Regions from separate parts of the Homo sapiens genome. Here region 1 is linked to region 2. Evidence: read pairs that join two places in POLR2A ChIA-PET (ENCODE). Cell type or tissue: B cell. All regions are shown on one strand. Links, peaks and the distances in the headings refer to the core of each region. The heading gives the core; the rest is flanking DNA. Region 1 overlaps LOC124903714 (a long non-coding RNA gene). Region 2 overlaps AP1G1 (adaptor related protein complex 1 subunit gamma 1).

What was found. ChIA-PET counts read pairs that join two places held together with the same protein. Peaks named below come from ENCODE experiments on the same cell type or tissue, not always from the same donor. Only the 100,000 strongest peaks of a DNase experiment are listed, where the experiment ranks them.
Region 1: POLR2A ChIA-PET joins it to region 2 with 10 read pairs; 7 of 35 experiments call an interaction of 5 or more read pairs at or near these places.

Annotation. Positions count from the first base shown.
Region 1 is chr16:71,812,814-71,821,148 of GRCh38, reverse strand. LOC124903714 (a long non-coding RNA gene) reads right to left here. Exons shown (of 2, transcript XR_007065110.1): 2 at 2,791-3,087. Among named protein-coding and RNA genes, the nearest start is that of AP1G1, 8.1 kb to the right of the region's middle. RefSeq lists an enhancer at 2,802-2,851. In B cell, for the core only: no CTCF peak of the experiment used is centred there; DNase peaks (open chromatin) are centred at 2,383, 2,928 and 4,358; H3K4me3 peaks cover 1,407 bases; H3K27ac peaks cover 461 bases.
Region 2 is chr16:71,746,743-71,755,077 of GRCh38, reverse strand. It overlaps AP1G1 (adaptor related protein complex 1 subunit gamma 1), which reads left to right. Exons shown (of 23, transcript NM_001128.6): 13 at 1,191-1,245; 14 at 4,746-4,868; 15 at 5,095-5,184; 16 at 6,700-6,827. Among named protein-coding and RNA genes, the nearest start is that of SNORD71, 7.6 kb to the left of the region's middle. In B cell, for the core only: no CTCF peak of the experiment used is centred there; no DNase peak of the experiment used is centred there; H3K27ac peaks cover 1,024 bases.

The DNA of each region.
Region 1 (8,335 bases), core at 328-8,327, 66 kb before region 2:
GGTTCCTGGTAATTATAGAGAATGCTGGTAGAAGTTGGAGTTGTTTAGTATTCACTGAAGATATATATATATATATATATATATATATATATATATATATATATTTTTTTTTTTTTTTTTTTTTTTTTTTTTTTGAGATGGAGTCTTGCTCTGTTGCCCAGGCTGGAGTGCAGTGGCGTGATCTCAGCTCACTGCAACATCCACCTCCCAGGTTCAAGCGATTCTCCTACCTCAGCCTCCCAAGTAGCTGGGATTACAGTTGTGTGCCACAACCCCCGGGTATTTTTTGTATTTTTAGTAGAAACGTGGTTTCGCCATGTTGGCCAGGCTGGTCTGAACTCTTGGCTTCAAGTGACCCTCCCACATTGGCTTCTCAAATTGCTGGGATTACAGGTGTGAGCCACCACACCTGGCCTCATTGAAGATATTTGAGTTGTTATAAGACTATTTATTTTGTCCAAGTACTGTTTCTCACGCCTATAATCCCAGCACTTTGGGAGGTCAAGGAGAGATAATTGCTTGAGTCCAGGAGTTCATGACCAGCCTGGGCAACATGGTGAGACCCCATCTCTATAAAAGAATTAAAAAACAAAAATAGCTGGGCATGGTGGTGCACGCCTGTATTCCTAGCTACTTCGGAGGCTAACGTGGGAGGATGGCTTGATCCCAGGAGGTTGAAGCTGCAGTGAGCCATGATTATGACATTGCATTCCCGTCTGGGCAATGAAGTGAAACTCCCTTTCAAGAAAAAAAGAAAAGAAAAAATAAATAATATATATAAATTTCTTTAGCACTTAGTATGTGCGCAACAAATATTAGTTTCCATTATTTCTTATCTTCTAGTGGACTAAATGTTAGTGATTCTGTGAGACTGGAGAGGCTAGAAAAGAAGGCCAAAATATTATTATTTTTTGGTTTCTTGCGTAACTAGCTTTTGTTTGTTTTTATTTTTTATTTTTTGAGACAGGGTCTTACTCTGTCGCCCAGGCTGGAGTACAGTGGCTTGATCACTGCTCACTGCAGTCTTTACCTCCCCCAGCTCAGGTGATCCTCCCATCTCAGCCTCCTGAGTAGCTGGGACTACAGGCAGGCATCAACACACCTGGTTAATTTCCTCCCTCCCTCCCTTCCTTCCTTCTTTCCTTCCTTCCTCTCTCTCTCTCTCTCTCTCTCTCTCTCTCTCTCTCTCTGTCTTTCTTTCTTCCTTTCGAGATGGAATCTCGCTCTGTCGCCCAGGCTGGAGTGCAGTGGCACTATCTCGGCTCACTGCAACTTCTGACTCCCAGATTCAGGAGATTCTCCTGCCTCAGCCTCCCAAGTAGCTGGGACTACAGGTGCATGCCAACACGCCTGGCTAATTTTTTGTATTTTTAGTAGAGACGGGGTTTCACCGTGTTAGCCAGGATGGTCTCAATCTTCTGACCTCGTGATCTGCCCTCCTCAGCCTCCCAAAGTGATGGATTACAGGCGTGAGCCACTGCATCTGGACTTTTTTTTTTTTTTTTTTGAGACGGAGTTTCACTCTTGTTGCCCAGGCTGGAGTGTAATGGCACGATCTCTGCTCACTGCAGCCTCTGCCTCCCGAGTTCAACCGATTCTCCTGCCTCAGCCTCCCGAGTAACTGGGATTACAGGCATGCACCACCACGCCTGGCTAATTTTTGTATTTTTAGTAGAGACAGGGTTTCACCATGTTGGCCAGGCTGGTCTCGAACTCCTGACCTCAGGTGATCTGCCCACCTCAGCCTCCCAAAGTGCTGGGATTACAGGCATAAGCCACCACGCCTGGCTTCTTTAGTATTTTTTGTAGAGACAGGGTTTCGCCATGTTGCCCAGGCTGGTCTTGAACTCCTGGACTCAAGCAATCCTCCCACCTCAGCCTCCCGAAGTGTTAGGATTATTGGCATGAGCCACCACACCTGGCCCATTTTTCCTTTTTCTTTTTCTTTTTTTTTTTGAGACGGAGTCTCCCTCTGTACCCCAGGCTGGAGTGCAATGGTGCGCGATCTCCGCTCACTGCAAGTTCCGCCTCCCGGGTTCACACCATTCTCCTGCCTCAGCCTCCCGAGTAGCTGGGACTACAGGCACCCGCCACCACGCCCGGCTAATTTTTTTTTTGCATTTTTAGTGGAGACGGGGTTTCACCGTGTTAGCCAGGATGGTGTTGATCTCCTGACCTTGTGATCCACCCGCCTTGGCCTCCCAAAGTGCTGGGATTAGGGGTATGAGCCACCGCGCCCGGCCCCATTTTTCTTTTCAATATACTTTATTTTTAAGTTTCGTTTTAGGCTCATACCCAAAAGCCAAATTAATTTTTAGATGTAATTATTGGTTATGCAAAATTTTTGGTTCAGAATTCTCTTTTACATATCCGGGGGAGTTTACATTCCTCCTTTTGCATATGAGAAGGTGATACCTATAAACCAATGACTCTTTAAAAACCCGGTTTGGGGCCGGGCGCGGTGGCTCACGCCTGTAATCCCAGCATTTTGGGAGGCCATGGCGGGCGGATCAGGAGGACAGGAGTTGGAGACCAGCCTGACCAACATGGTGAAACCCTGTCTCTACTAAAAATACAAAAAAATTAGCCAGGCGTGGTGGCACGCGCCTGTAATCCCAGCTACTCAGGAGGCTGAGACAGGAGAATAGCTTGAACCCGGGAGGCAGAGGTTGCAGTGAGCCGAGATTGCAACACTGCACTCCAGCCTGTGTGCCAGAGCGAGACTCCATCTCAAAAAAAAAAAAAAAAAAAAAAAAAAATCAGTTTCATTTTGAATGCTTCATTCTAAGATTTTCCACTCCTCATAAAAGACAAGTTTATTTAAAGAATATGGAGTTAGAGAGAAGATCTTTAGGTCCAGGGCCAGCGACCCGCTTGCATAGCAAACTGCTTGCCTCTCCTTAGAAGTAAGACACCTCACTCTTGGCACATACTTGGGTCCTAGACCATCAGCTGGCATGTGTGGACGGCTTGGCGAAGGAGTTTGTTGTTCCCTGAGTTGGCCTCCAGGGACTGGCTGCCCCAGTTACTGCAGATGTCTTAACACTTCTTGGACGTCCCAGGCTAATTTTAAAGCAACTCATAGAACTGATTTTGGAAGAACAAGTATGAGACTTTGCAATGAAAGGAAAACAAAACAATTTACTATAGATTTTTCTAGACAAATGACGGTGCCCACATTTATACATATTTTCGAGATGAGGTTTCACTATGCTGTCCTAGCTGGTCTCAAACTCCTGGGCTCAAGGGTTTTTCCTGCCTCATCCTCCTGAGTAGCTGGTACTACATGTATGAGCCACTGCTCCTGGCTTAATGGTGTCCATATTAAGGAAATAAAATTACTTGAGTAGAAAACAATGGGTCAGAAATCCTGCTTTGTTTCTAGATGGTGCATTCTCTTCTAGTGACCTTAATTTTGTCATTCCTAACAGGAGAATGGCACCATTTCCTCAATTTGGAATTTAAGTTGATTGCAGTCTCATACCTGGTAAAGTTTTTCCCTCCAAAAGTGCCAAAATAATACAGAATAATTTACAAGTCAAGAAAAACTACTCTAAGAAAAAGAAAATATTGTAACATAAAGCATCTCAGGTGGCACTTTGGGCTGCCTCTTTTTTTTTTTTTTTTTTTTTTTGAGATGGAGTCTCACTCTATTGCCCAGGCTGGAGTGCAGTGGTACAGTCTCGGCTCACTGCAACCTCCACCTCCCGGTTTCAGGTGATTATCCTGGCTCAGCCTCCCAAGTAGCTGGGATTACCGGTGCCTGCAACCACGCCTGGCTAATTTTTGTATTTTTAGAAGAGACAGGGTTTCGCCATGTGGGCCAGGCTGGTCTTGAACTCCTGACCTCAGGTGATCCACCTGCCTTGGCTTCCCAAAGTGCTGGATTACAGACACGAGCCACCGCGCCCGGCCTAGGGCTGCCTCTTTAAAAAAAAAAAATTCTGAAACAAAGAAGAAGGTTGGCAGAAGCTAATGTCCTCCGGGCTTTGGTCTTTACTCTTCTACATATAGCAGAATTCCTAATGCTCTTGGTAAGAGGTCAAAGAGTGTATGGAGTTGGCTGTTGGAATTTTAATTTTTACATCCTTTCTGGCTTTTGTCATAAGTTAAAGATGAATTCCTAAACTCTTGTCTCAGGCCAGCATACATCGTGATTAGGGACTGTGCTTTAAAAGAATTGTGAAAATGCTTTTTGTGAAAACATTACAGAAACAGCAGACAGACTAATTTCTCTCTGTCTTTCAGTCTTATTTATAGATTCGTGTGACTCAAAGGATAACAAAACAGGCCAGTGGAGCCGCCTCTTTGACTCACGTCATTGTATTTCTTACACGGCTGTGCCCCTCTTCACTCTCCTTTCTCGGCTGAGATCTCTGGCACGTGGAGAGGCAGGAAGGGTTCTTTGTGAAAGATGCTAACTGCATTTCTTCAGAGAGAGCTTTCCCCATCTGCTCTAAAGGTCACATGGGCTTCAGCTGCTGATACTGACCGAATCATTTAAGAAACTCACTGTGCCGGATGAGGTGGCTCAAGTCTGTAATCCTAGCACTTTGGGAGGCTGAGGTGGGAGGATCACGAGGTCAGGAGTTCGAGACCAGCCTGGCCAACATGATGAAACCCCATCTCTACTAAAAATACAAAAATTAGCTGGGTGCAGTGGCATACCCCTGTAGTCCTAGCTACTCAGGAGGCTGAGGCAGGAGAATCACTTGAATCCAGGAGGTGGAGGTTGCAGTCAGCCGAGATTGTGTCACTGCACTCCAGCCTGGGCAACATAGCGAGACCCTTTTTTTTTTGTCTCCAAAAAAAAAAAAAAAAAAAAAGAAAGAAAGAAACTCACTGCATCCTAAGCCCAAACAAGACAGTTCCCCTCTAGTACCCCAGATTCCACCAGATACTATGTATTCCAAAAGCCATCTTTCACTGCTCTAGCTCCCAGCAACCTCTCCTTCTTCTGCTCCTTCTGAACTAGAACTTCAGCGACCTCTCCGTTTTCTTCTCTTTCTGAACTAGGACTTATCTGCTGAATGATATCACTGGCTTATTTTATATTTTTGGATTTTTAAAAAATCTCGTTTTCCTCAATGAGATTGTAATTATCTGAAGGATAGGGGCAGTCTCTTTTGTTATGTCTATTACAGATTCTGGTGCACCCAGGACAGTGTGGCATAGGGGAAATAATCAGGTAGCCTGTTTGAATGATTACTATATGGGCTAGAAGACAAATCCAGAGATGGAAGGACTACATTTGAGTCTGGCCTCTACTGTATGAAAGTGTGACCGATCATTTAATCTCTCTGAGCCTCTCCTCCCCTCCCCTCCTCCTTTTGTTTCTCTCTCTCTCTCACTCTTTCTTTTTTTAATATATTTTTTGAGACAGAGTCCTATTCTGCCACTCAGACTGGAGTGCAGTGGTGCAATCATTGCTCACTGCAGCCTTACCTTTCTGGTGTCAAAAAATCCTGCCTTAGCCTTCTGAGTAGCTGGGACTACAGGCACATGCCATGATGTCCAACTAATTAATTTTTTTTTTTTTGAGACAGCATCTCACTTTGTCACCTAGGATGGAATGCAGTGGCGCGATCTTGGCTCACTGCAACCTCTGTCTCATGGGTTCAAGCAATTCTCCTGCCTCAGCCTCCTGAGTAGCTGGGATTACTGGTGCGTGCCACCATGCCCGGCTAATTTTTGTGTTTTTAGTAGAGACAAGGTTTCACCATGTTGGCCAGGCTGGTCTCGAACTCCTGACCTCAAGTGATCCACCCACCTTGGCCTCCCAAAGTGCTGGGATTACAGGCATGAGCCACTGCGCCCAGCCTGAAAATACTTTTGTAAATGTAAGACACACTGTACTACTGTTACTTATAAAGGGCAGTCAGTAAATGCTTTAGTTGAATGATGAGGCGGCACAAAAATTTCAGTATTTACATTCTTATGATGCTTCAGGCTTTTCAAAGTGCTTTCATGTAGCTGATCCCTTTTGCATAACAAGCCACTCTAAATCCATTTTGGAACAGGCAAGACAAATAAATATTGGAAAGCTGAGTAAACAGGCTCAGAGATGTTTAACACCTTGCTCTGGGCAAAAAATGAATTAAACCTAGCCAAGACTGGCATCTAAGTGGTCTGTCTGCTAGCCAATGTTTCTTCAGTTTTATTTTTTGTTGTTGTTCTTTGTTAAATTGTTGTTATTATTATTATTTACTTATTTATTTTCGAGATGGAGTCTTGCTCTATCGCCCAGGCTGGAGTGCAGTGGCGCGATCTTGGCTAACTGCGACTTCTGTGATTTTCAAGTGATTTTCCTGCCTCAGCCTCCCGAGTAGCTGGGATTACAGGTGTACGCCACCATGCCTGGCTAATTTTTGTATTTTTAGTAGAGATGGGGTTTTGCCATGTTGGGAAGGCTGGTTTTGAACTCCTGACCTCAGGTGATCTGCCTGCCTCAGCCTCCCAAAGTAATCATGTTGGGATTACAGGTGTGAGCCACCGTGCCCGGCCTATTCATTGTTAAATTGAAGCAGTCCTCGGTAGTAAACAAAACCATAAAAATAATAATCTTTGGCCAAGCACAGTGGCTCATGCCTGTAATTCCAGCACTTGGGGAGGGTGAGGTGGGAGGATCACTTGAGCCCAAGAATTCCAGACCAGCTTGGCTAACATAGCAAAACCCCGTCTCTACAAAAAAAAAAAAAAAATTAGCTGGGTATGGTGGTATGCACCTGTAGTCCCGGCTGAGGTGGGAGGATCACTTGAGCTCGGGAAGTCGAGGCTGCAGTGAGCTGTGATTGTGCCACTGCACCCCAGCCTGGGCAACAGAGCAACACCTTGTCTCAAAAAAAAAAAAACCAAAATTTTTTTCCTAGTTATTATCTCTTACTAAGTTTGTTTAACACTTTCAGGATATTGTTGTTTTAAAAACAAAAATTGGCCAGGCACGGTAATACCAGCACTTTAGGAGGTGAAGGTGGGCAGATCACCTGAGGTCAGGAGTTCCAGACCAGCCTGGCCAACATGGTGAAACCCCATCTCTACTAAAAATACACAAATTAGCTGAGTGTGGTGGCAGGCACCTGTAATCCCAGCTACTCGAGAGGCTGAGGCATGACAATCTCTTGAACCTGGCAGGCAGAGGTTGCAGTGAGCTGAGATCACGCCACTGTACTCCAGCCTGGGCAACAGAGCAAGACTCTGTCTCAAAATAATAAATAAATAAAATAAAAACAAAAATCCATAAAACTGCATTTTCTTATAAGAATTTTCTTTTTAACTAAAAGAATGGTGTGCTCGTTGCAAAAACAAAATATAATATAATATAATAAAGTAAAAATTATCTGTAATCCCATCATCCAAAAAAGCCATTTTTTTGTTGTTGTTTGTTTTGTTTAAGACGGAGTCTCGCTCTGTCCCCCAGGCTGGAGTGCAGTGGTGCAATCTCTGCTCACTGCAAGCTCCGCCTCCTGGGTTCACACCATTCTCGTGCCTCAGCCTCCCGAGTAGCTGGGACTACAGGCGCCCACCACCACACCCGGCTAATTTTTTGTATTTTTAGTAGAGACGGGGTTGCACCATGTTAGCCAGGATGGTCTTGATCTCCTGACCTCATGATCTGCCTGCCTTGGCCTCCCAAAGTGCTGGGATTACAGGTGTGAGCCACTGCGCCCGGCCCAAAAAAGCCATTTTTAAATTTTAGTTTTGTCCTTCAATTTTTTTCTATGCATGTAAGTTATCAGTAGTAAACAAACCCATAAAAATAATAATCTTTGGCCAATGGCAGTGCCTCACGCCTGTAATTCCAGCACTTTGGGAGGGCAAAGTGGGAGGATCGCATGAGCCCATGAGTTCCAGACCAGCTTGGGTAACATGGCAAAACCGTGTCTCTACAAAAAATTTTTAAAAAAATTAGGCGGGCATGGTGGTATGCACCTGTAGTCCCAGCTACTCAGGAGCCTGAGGTGGCTCAATATACACTTTGCAAGCTCATTTTATAACATTGTTTTATAATATTTCCTTTTAAAGTCTGCCATACTATAATAATAAGGTTTTCATTTTATTGGTAGCATAGTATTACCTTTTATAGATGTGCTGTAATTTATTTATCTGGAATTAGGGATTATGTTTGAGAAGATGGGGAGTAAGCCTTTCTAAACTTAAATCACTAGCCATGGAAACCAAAGATTCCAAGATAATGTGACTATGCTACATATTGGGGCAATTGCTTTTATTTATTTATTTTATTCATTTATTTAAAAGATGAGGAGGCCGGGCATGGTGGCTCATGCCTGTAATCTCAGCCCTTTGGGAGGCCGAGGCAGGTGGATCACCTGAAGCC
Region 2 (8,335 bases), core at 32-8,031:
TTTGAGGAAGTACCTTATGATTTTAGTAGTACAGCTATTCTTTCTCTTCTTTCCACTCTGAATTTAAGGAAACAAGTTTTTAGTCCAAATGTTGTCTTGGTCTGAAAACAGTCCCTTTTCTTCTTTCTTCTTTATCGTCTCCTGCCCTGACTGAATGATTCATTTTCTCTGAAACTGAAAACAAATCTCATTTCTCAGCTTAGCAACTCTTATTGCAATCTTATGGGAAACATCTGAGTTTGACTATGTACCCTCTTTTTTTTTTTTCTTTAATTTTAGAAACGGAGTCTTGCTCTGTCACCCAGGCTGGAGGGCAGTGGCCCAGTCATAGCTTACTGCAGCCTGGACTTCTGGGCTTAAGCCATCCTTCTGCCTCAGCCTCCTGAGTAGCTGGGACTGTAGCTGCAAATCATCATGTGCCACTAATTTTTTAATTTTTATTTTGTAGAGATGGGGTCTTGCTATGTTACCCAGGTTTGTGTGGAACTCCTGGCCTCAAGCACTCCTTCCTCCTTGGCGTCCCAAAGTACTGGGATTATAGGCATGAGCCACTGAAGTCAGTTGACTGTATACCTTTTTATCACTCTTTGAAATGGCATTTGCTGCTAGATTTGAAGTTGAAATGTTTCCAGATATGTTCACTTATCCAGGGAACCTAGAAAAGACTGTAGGACAGGATTTTCTTCTCTTTTCTTTTCCTTTCTTTTCCTTTCCTTCCTTTCTTTCTTTCTTTCTTTTTCTTTCTTTTCTTTCTCTCTCTTTTTTGTTCCTTCCTTCCTTCCTTCCTTCTTTCCTTCCATCTTCTTTCCTTCTTTCTTTTCTTTCTTCTCTTCTCTTTCTTCCCTTTCTTTTCTTTCTTCTGTTTCTTCTCTTTCTTTTCTCTCTCTTCTTTCTCACTGTAGCCTCAACCTCCTAGGCTCAGGCAATCCTCCTACCTCAACCTCCCAGAGTAGCTGAACTACAGGCACCCACCACCACACCCAGCTAATTTTTGTATTTTTTGGTGAGATGGAGTTTCACCGTGTTGCCCAGGCTGGTCTCGAACTCCTGAGCTCAGGTGATCTCCCACCTCGGCCTCCCAAGATGTTGGGATGACAGGTGTGAGTCACCCTGCTTGGGCAGGATTTTCTAGTCACTGAAAACGGTATATTTTACTGGTTCCAAGTGTCCCTTTCCATTGTTTTTTTCAGGTATGCACCTTCCAAACGATGGCATATAGACACAATTATGCGTGTTTTGACAACGGTAAGTAGCTTCTTTCAGACAGCATATACGAAGTGCTGGGATATACTGATGTTATCATGAAGTTTATGTTCTAGTCAGGGAGGTAAGAAATTCACAAGTAAATAGGTAACATTAATGTCAGTTAGGAATAAATGCCATGAAGAAAAACCTAAAGCAGCATGGAGGAATATAATGATGGCAGGATAAGGTGGGATATAGGGCAACTGGCCAAGTGTTTTAGATTAGAGTTAGTCAGGGAGGTCTCTCAGAGGAGATAACATTTGAGTAGAGACCTAAGAGACATGAGGTGCAAGCCATGCAGAGATCGTGAGGAATAGTGTACCATACGGAGGGAACCCTAAGTGCAAAGACCTGAGGTAGGAACAAGCATAGCTTGCTTGGAGAGCAACAGGAAGGCAAGTGAAGCCATAAAGTGAGAGAGGCAGAGAATGGTAGGATGGATGTCAGAGACATAAGCGGAGCCAGACTATGTAGGCCTCATGGGAGCTTGCATTTTATTTTGAATATGTTAGGAAGCCATTGCAGGGTTTTGAATGGCTAAAGTTACTCAGGATTTGAAATCCTGTTTTGGATGGGATCCTTTCTTTGGCATTCTTGCAGAAATTCAGGGTTTCTGTGTTTATTATTCAATTAGTAGGCAAGGATTAGGTATTTAAGAGTAAAAATGAAAGTGCAGTGACATGTAAAGAAAACCATTTCCATTAATTAAGTCACTAGAAGTAGCTACTGTAAAGGAAAAGCCACAAATTTAACCATATTAAAATTTAAAAATTGAATAACAAAAAGGGGAACAGTCTACGATTTAAAAGGCAAATTAACAACTGGGGAAAACATTAACTTATGACAGCATATTAATATATTCAATCTATGAATAATTTATAATTGATAGGAAATACCACTCTAATGGAAAAATTGGTATTTGAACCAGCAATTCATGAAGAAAGAAATGGCTAATTAACATTTGAAAAAATTTTCTTATTAAAGAAATAAAGTAAAATTGAGGTATCATTTTTCACATTTCGTATTTTTTAATCTAATTCCCAGTGTTAGAAAATAGAGAAACAGGCAGTACTCTTCACTTTATGGGAGTATAGGATGATGCCATCTTTTTACTATGCAGTTTGGTAGCATGTAGGAAAAGCCTTAAATTGTACCCTTTGATTCATTAATTCAATTTTTAGGACTTTAGCCTGAAAAAATAATAGGACAAGTACACAAAAATGTGTATGTAAAAGTATTCATCCTAATATTGTTTATAGTAGGAGAAAACCGGAAACAACTAGTAGTCCCCAAATGGGGATTAAGTAAATTATGAAACATCTGTAGGGAGAAAATTATATCATTGAAATTATGACTTATATGTATTTGTTGACTTATGAAATTATGACTTATATGTATATGTATTTGTTGCTGTGGAATTCTCTCTGGGGCATACTCGTTTTTTAGTTTACTTACAATGAATTAACTTGGTAAAAGGTTAAAAGTTAATAAATTTGATTAGCAAGGGGAAAAATTATAATCTAACAAAATGTAATTAACATAATGATGAACAGGACATGTTTTCCTAGTTTTCATGAGGCTCAAAAGAAGGGAGAAATTAACACTCCTGAAGGAAAGTGTTTATGAGAATTCAAAAGCTTTTTTTTTGTGCCCCTGATTTTATTTTTCTAACTGACTTGTGTTCTCTTATGATCATGTGATTTGTTTTCTTTAGCCTGTTACATGCTGGGTTACATTGATATTTGAATGCCTAACCAGCCTTACATACCTGGAATACGTGGTCAGGGTATATTATTCTTTTTATAACTTTGTTGGGTTTGATTTGCTAATATCTTGTTGAGTATTTTTATATGTGTATTCATGAGAGAGATTGGCTTATAGTTTTCTCTTATAATGTTGTTTTTGACCCATGTGTTATTTAGAAGTATGTTCTTTTAATCTCCAAATATTTTGGGATTTTTTTGCACCTGTCTTTGTGTTGCAGATTTCTAGTTTAATTCTGTGTGGTCTAAGAGCATACTGTCTATGATTTATGTTATTTGAAATTTGTTAAGATATTTTTTATGACCCAGAATATGGTCTTTCTTGGTTCAGTGTAAGTTTAAGAAAAATGTGTATTCTGCTGCTGTTGAATGAAGTAGTCTTATTATACAAACCCATTAGATCACCCTGATGCTTTCTTGTATTTAATGCACTCTGCTTTACGGAAGGATGTAAATAAACTATACTGCAAATTACCTGCTTTTTAGCTTCTCACCTTTCCTTCTGATCATTTTCCCAGAATTCTTCCTCTGTCTTTGTGTTTCTTAACAGGAGTGACCTGATAAAACCCTGATCACCTGGCTGTTTTTTTTTTTTTTTCTTTTTTTTCCTTTCCAAAATACACATGGTTAGGACTGGTCTCAGTCTTACAAATTAAATCTATTGTTCTATTTAGGAATGGGAGATTGACCAAGGTTGGGTGATAAAGTTTTAAACCTTTACATTATTATTATTATTATTATTATTGTTGGTAGTGATGGAGTCTTGCTGTGTGGCCCAGGCTTGTGTCAAACTCCTGGCCTCAAGCAGTCATCTTGCTTCAGCCATCCAAAGTGCTGCGATTACAGGTGTGAGCCACTGTGTCCAGCCTTCCTTTTTTAATTTGGACAAAGAGAAATTTTTTTTTTTTTTTTTTTGAGACGGAGTCTCAGTCTGTTGCTCAGGCTGGAGTGCAGTGGCGCAAACTCGGCTCACTGCAAGCTCGGCCTCCTGGGTTCACGCCATTCTGCTGTCTCAGCCTCCTGAGTAGCTGGGACTACAAGCACCCACCACATGCCCGGCTAATTTTTTGTATTTTTAGTAGAGACGGGGTTTCATCGTGTTAGCCAGGATGGTCTCGATCTCCTGACCTTGTGATCCACCCGCCTTGGCCTCCCAAAGTGCTGGGATTACAGGCGTGAGCCACCACACCCGGCCTTTGGACAAAGAGAAAATTTTTAAAAATAAAATAAAATTTAAAAATGTAACATATTTAAATAAGACTTTGAAGTTTGAGCTGTTATGAACCTGAGAATTGGAACCAAATTTATCTTTGAGGGTGTTTTCTGGTATTCTTCTTTTAAAAACAATAGTAATGGCTGGGCGCAGTGGCACACGCCTGTAATCCCAGCACTTTGAGAGGCCGAGGCAGGTGGATCATCTGAGGTCAGGAGTTCGAGACCACCCTGACCAACATGGTGAAACCCCATCTCTACTAAAAATAGAAAAAATTAGCCAGGTGTGGTGGCATGTACCTGTAGTCCCAGCTACTTGGGAGGCTGAGGCATGAGAATCGCTTGAACCTGGGAGGTGGAGGTTGCAGTGAGCCAAGATCGCGCTATCGCACTCCAGCCTGGGTGACAGAGCGAGACTCTGTCTCAAAAAAAGAAAGGAAAAAACACACAGTAATAATAATAGCTAACACTTGTTATCATCATTTCTGTGTGTTTCTAGGGGTAATTGTCTGCATTTCCTTTTAGGCAGGAAGTTATGTTCGTGATGATGCAGTCCCCAATTTAATCCAGTTAATAACTAATAGTGTGGAGATGCATGCCTATACTGTCCAGCGCCTGTACAAAGCAATTCTTGGTGATTATTCTCAAGTAAGTACTTCATTCAACTATTTTAGGGGGTAATTTTACCCTCAATTTTTCTGGTATGTTTTTCTTCTTTTTTTTCCCCCCTCCTCTCTCCCCTTTGGTATGTCTTTATTTCTAACACTCTAGATATGCACAGTTTTGATCTTTATTATGAGATGACCTATGATTTGCATTAAATAACTTTGGAAAAATTGAAGTTCTTGAGAAACGTTGACTTTTCTTTTCACAGCAACCTTTGGTACAAGTGGCTGCATGGTGTATAGGTGAATATGGTGATCTTCTTGTATCTGGCCAGTGTGAAGAGGAAGAGCCTATTCAGGTACTCCTTGTCACTCTTGGTTAAGTGGGGGAAAATAGTGGTTTTGGTTATAGGAGAGTAGTGTTTAATGGGGAGTTGAGGTTGATTCCTTGAAAACTTTTTAGGCCAGGCGTGGTGGCTCATGCCTATAATCCCAGCGCTTTGGGAGGCTGAGATGGGAGCATCGCTTGAGCCCAGGAGTTTGAGACCAGCCTGGGCAACATGGTGAAACTCTGTCTCTACAAAAGACACAAATATTAGACAGGTATGATGGTGTCTAGTCCCAGCTACTCAGGAGTGAGACCCTGTCTCAAAAAAATTTAAAAAATACCCAACTTTTTAAAGAAGCAAACGCGAATTATATTGGAAAACCTGCCATTTTTTGAGATGGAACTTATTGAGCCATTGTGAGGTTTTTTGTTTTTTTTTTTTTAATAGAGTCTCACTCTGTCACCCAAGCTGGAGTGCCATGGTGGGATCACAATTCACTGCAGCCTTGATCTCCTGGGTTTCAAGCGATCTTCCCACCTCAGCCTCCTGAGTAGCTGGGACTATAGGCAGGCACCACCCTGGCTAGTTTATTCTACTTTTTTTTTGTAGAGACAGGGTTTCACCGTGTTGCCCAGGCTGGTCTTGAACTTCTGGACTCAAGCAATCTGCCTGCCTTGGCCTCTCAAAGTGTTGGGATTAACAGGCATTGCTGAGTGTGGTGGCTCATGCCTGTAATCCCAGCACTTTGGGAGGCCAAGGCGGGTGGATCATGAGGTCACCTGCAGGGTGGTTAGCCAGACCATCCTGGCTAACACAGTGAAACCCTATCTCTACTAAAAAGTAGAAAAAATTGGCCGGGCGTGGTGGCAGGCACCTGTAGTCCCAGCTACTCGGGAGGCTGAGGCAGGAGAATGGCGTGAACCCGGGAGGTGGAGCTTGCAGTGAGCCAAGATTGCGCCACTGCATTCCAGCCTGGGTGACAGAGCCAGACTCCGTCTCAAAACAAAAAAAACAAAAAAAAAACAAAACAGGTGTGAGCCACTTTGCCTGGCCCCATTGTGAGATTTTAAAACCACTTTAGGCCCAAGTCTCTGTCCTAGTGGACTGAATTACTGTTTCTCTTACCCTCTGGCTGGTAAACAAGAAGAAATGAGACATGTATCCATGTTCTTATTTGCACATTAAAGGACTGGCTTTAAAAGGGAAAATTGTGGCAACAACACTTGAACTCTGTATGTTTTTCTTTTCTTCTTCTGTTTCTGCCACTTGAAGCTCTAATATTGCCTCTCAGCCCCAGTGGTCATTTTTCACTCTTTTTACCCCCACCTGCTCTGGTTGATAGAACCAGAGCACTTTTTTTTACCCCCAACTACTCTGGTTGATAGAACAGCTTGGACAGTTACCCTGGCAAAGCACAGGTTGAGTTAGAGGCTTTTGTAACGGTAGGATTGTCTTTCTGGCTGCTTCCCCTGACTTGATATCAGATTTAGATGCTTAATCATGCTACTCATTCTTCATCGTCTTCTTTTTCCTCCTCCTCCTCAGGTAACAGAGGATGAAGTGTTGGATATTTTAGAAAGTGTCCTAATCTCTAATATGTCCACCTCTGTGACACGAGGTTATGCCCTCACTGCCATTATGAAGCTTTCCACTCGATTCACTTGTACTGTAAAGTGAGTATTGAAGAAACATAGGGTGAACAGGTTGTTTTGTAATTAAAAAACAAAAAAAATCCCAAAAAACTTGTTATCATGGAAAATTTCAAGCATAGACAAAAGTAGAGAGAATAATAACACAAATTTCCATTACTTATTTCTCCACAGTCACAGTGATCAATTTGTGGTTAATCTTTATTCATCAGCACTTTGTTCCCTCTCATTCTTTTACTCCCTTGTGGATTATTTTGAAGCAGAAAAGTTTAGGGGGTTTTGTTTGTTTGTTGAGACAGGGTCTCGCTCTCTTACCCAGGATGGGGTGCAGTGGCGCCATCATATTTTACTGCAACCTTGAACTCCTGGGCTTAAGGGATCTTCCTGTCTCAGCCTCCAGAGGAGCTGGGACTATAAGTGCACACCATCGTGCCTGGCTAATTTTTACATTTTTTTGTAGAGAAAGTGTTTCGTTTGTTTGCCCAGGCTGGTCTCAAACTCCTGGGCTCAAGTGATCCTCCTGCCCTGACCTCCCAAAGTGCAGGGATTACAGATGTGACCCACTCCACCTGGCCTAAAAGTTACGTTTTTAGAATGAGATTTCTAATACCTTTTTTTTTTCTTTTTAAGTTGAGAATCTACTTCCCCATATAAAGGTTTTGGTTTATTTGTATTTTATATTTCATTTTATTTTATGACAGAATCTTGCTCTGTTGCCAGGCTGGAGTGCAGTGGCATACAATCTCGGCTCACTGCAATCTCCATCTCCAGGGTTCAAGCAATTCTCCTGCCTCAGCCTCCTGAGTAGCTGGGATTACAGGCGCACACCACCATGCCTGGCTAATTTTTGTATTTTTTGGTGGAGATGGGGTTTCACCATTTTGGCCAGACTGGTCTCGAACTCCTGACCTTGTAATCTGGCCAAGGTTTTGGTTTATTATATTTTGACAAGTCTTAATAGGAATAAAATCATGAATGTTTTGGTGATTAAATCTTTTAATTCTCCTCTTTGCTTTTTTGAATAAAGTAGATTCTCAGGTCACTTTCCCACCCAAGCATATTTAAGGCCAACGTAGTTCTTGTAGTCTTTCTGCTTCACTTTTAAATGTGAAGTCTTATAAAAAATGGTATTGAATTACTTTTAAAATTCTGAACTGGAAGAATTTGGGGTCAACATTTTGAGGCTCTGACCCTTTTATAGATTAAAAATTATTTAAAAATTATCAAAGAAGAGAATGAACAGTACAAATTTCTTTTGTGGCAAAGTAATAGTTGGTACTTTTGTCTAGCAAAGTTTAGGGAGTGGCATATATATATGTGTTTTTTCCACACCATCATTGTTGCTGAATGGGGATGGCATATTTAACAGACAAAAATCTAGTGTTACAATGAGAATAGTATAATGCGAATGTCAGATAAATGGATGAAAGTAAAGTGTTTTGTTTTTGAAAAACTATATAAATTAAGAAAAAATGAGTATTTCAGTATTTTAACCAGAAAATTCTGGCTTATTAAACATTATCTCTGCTTAT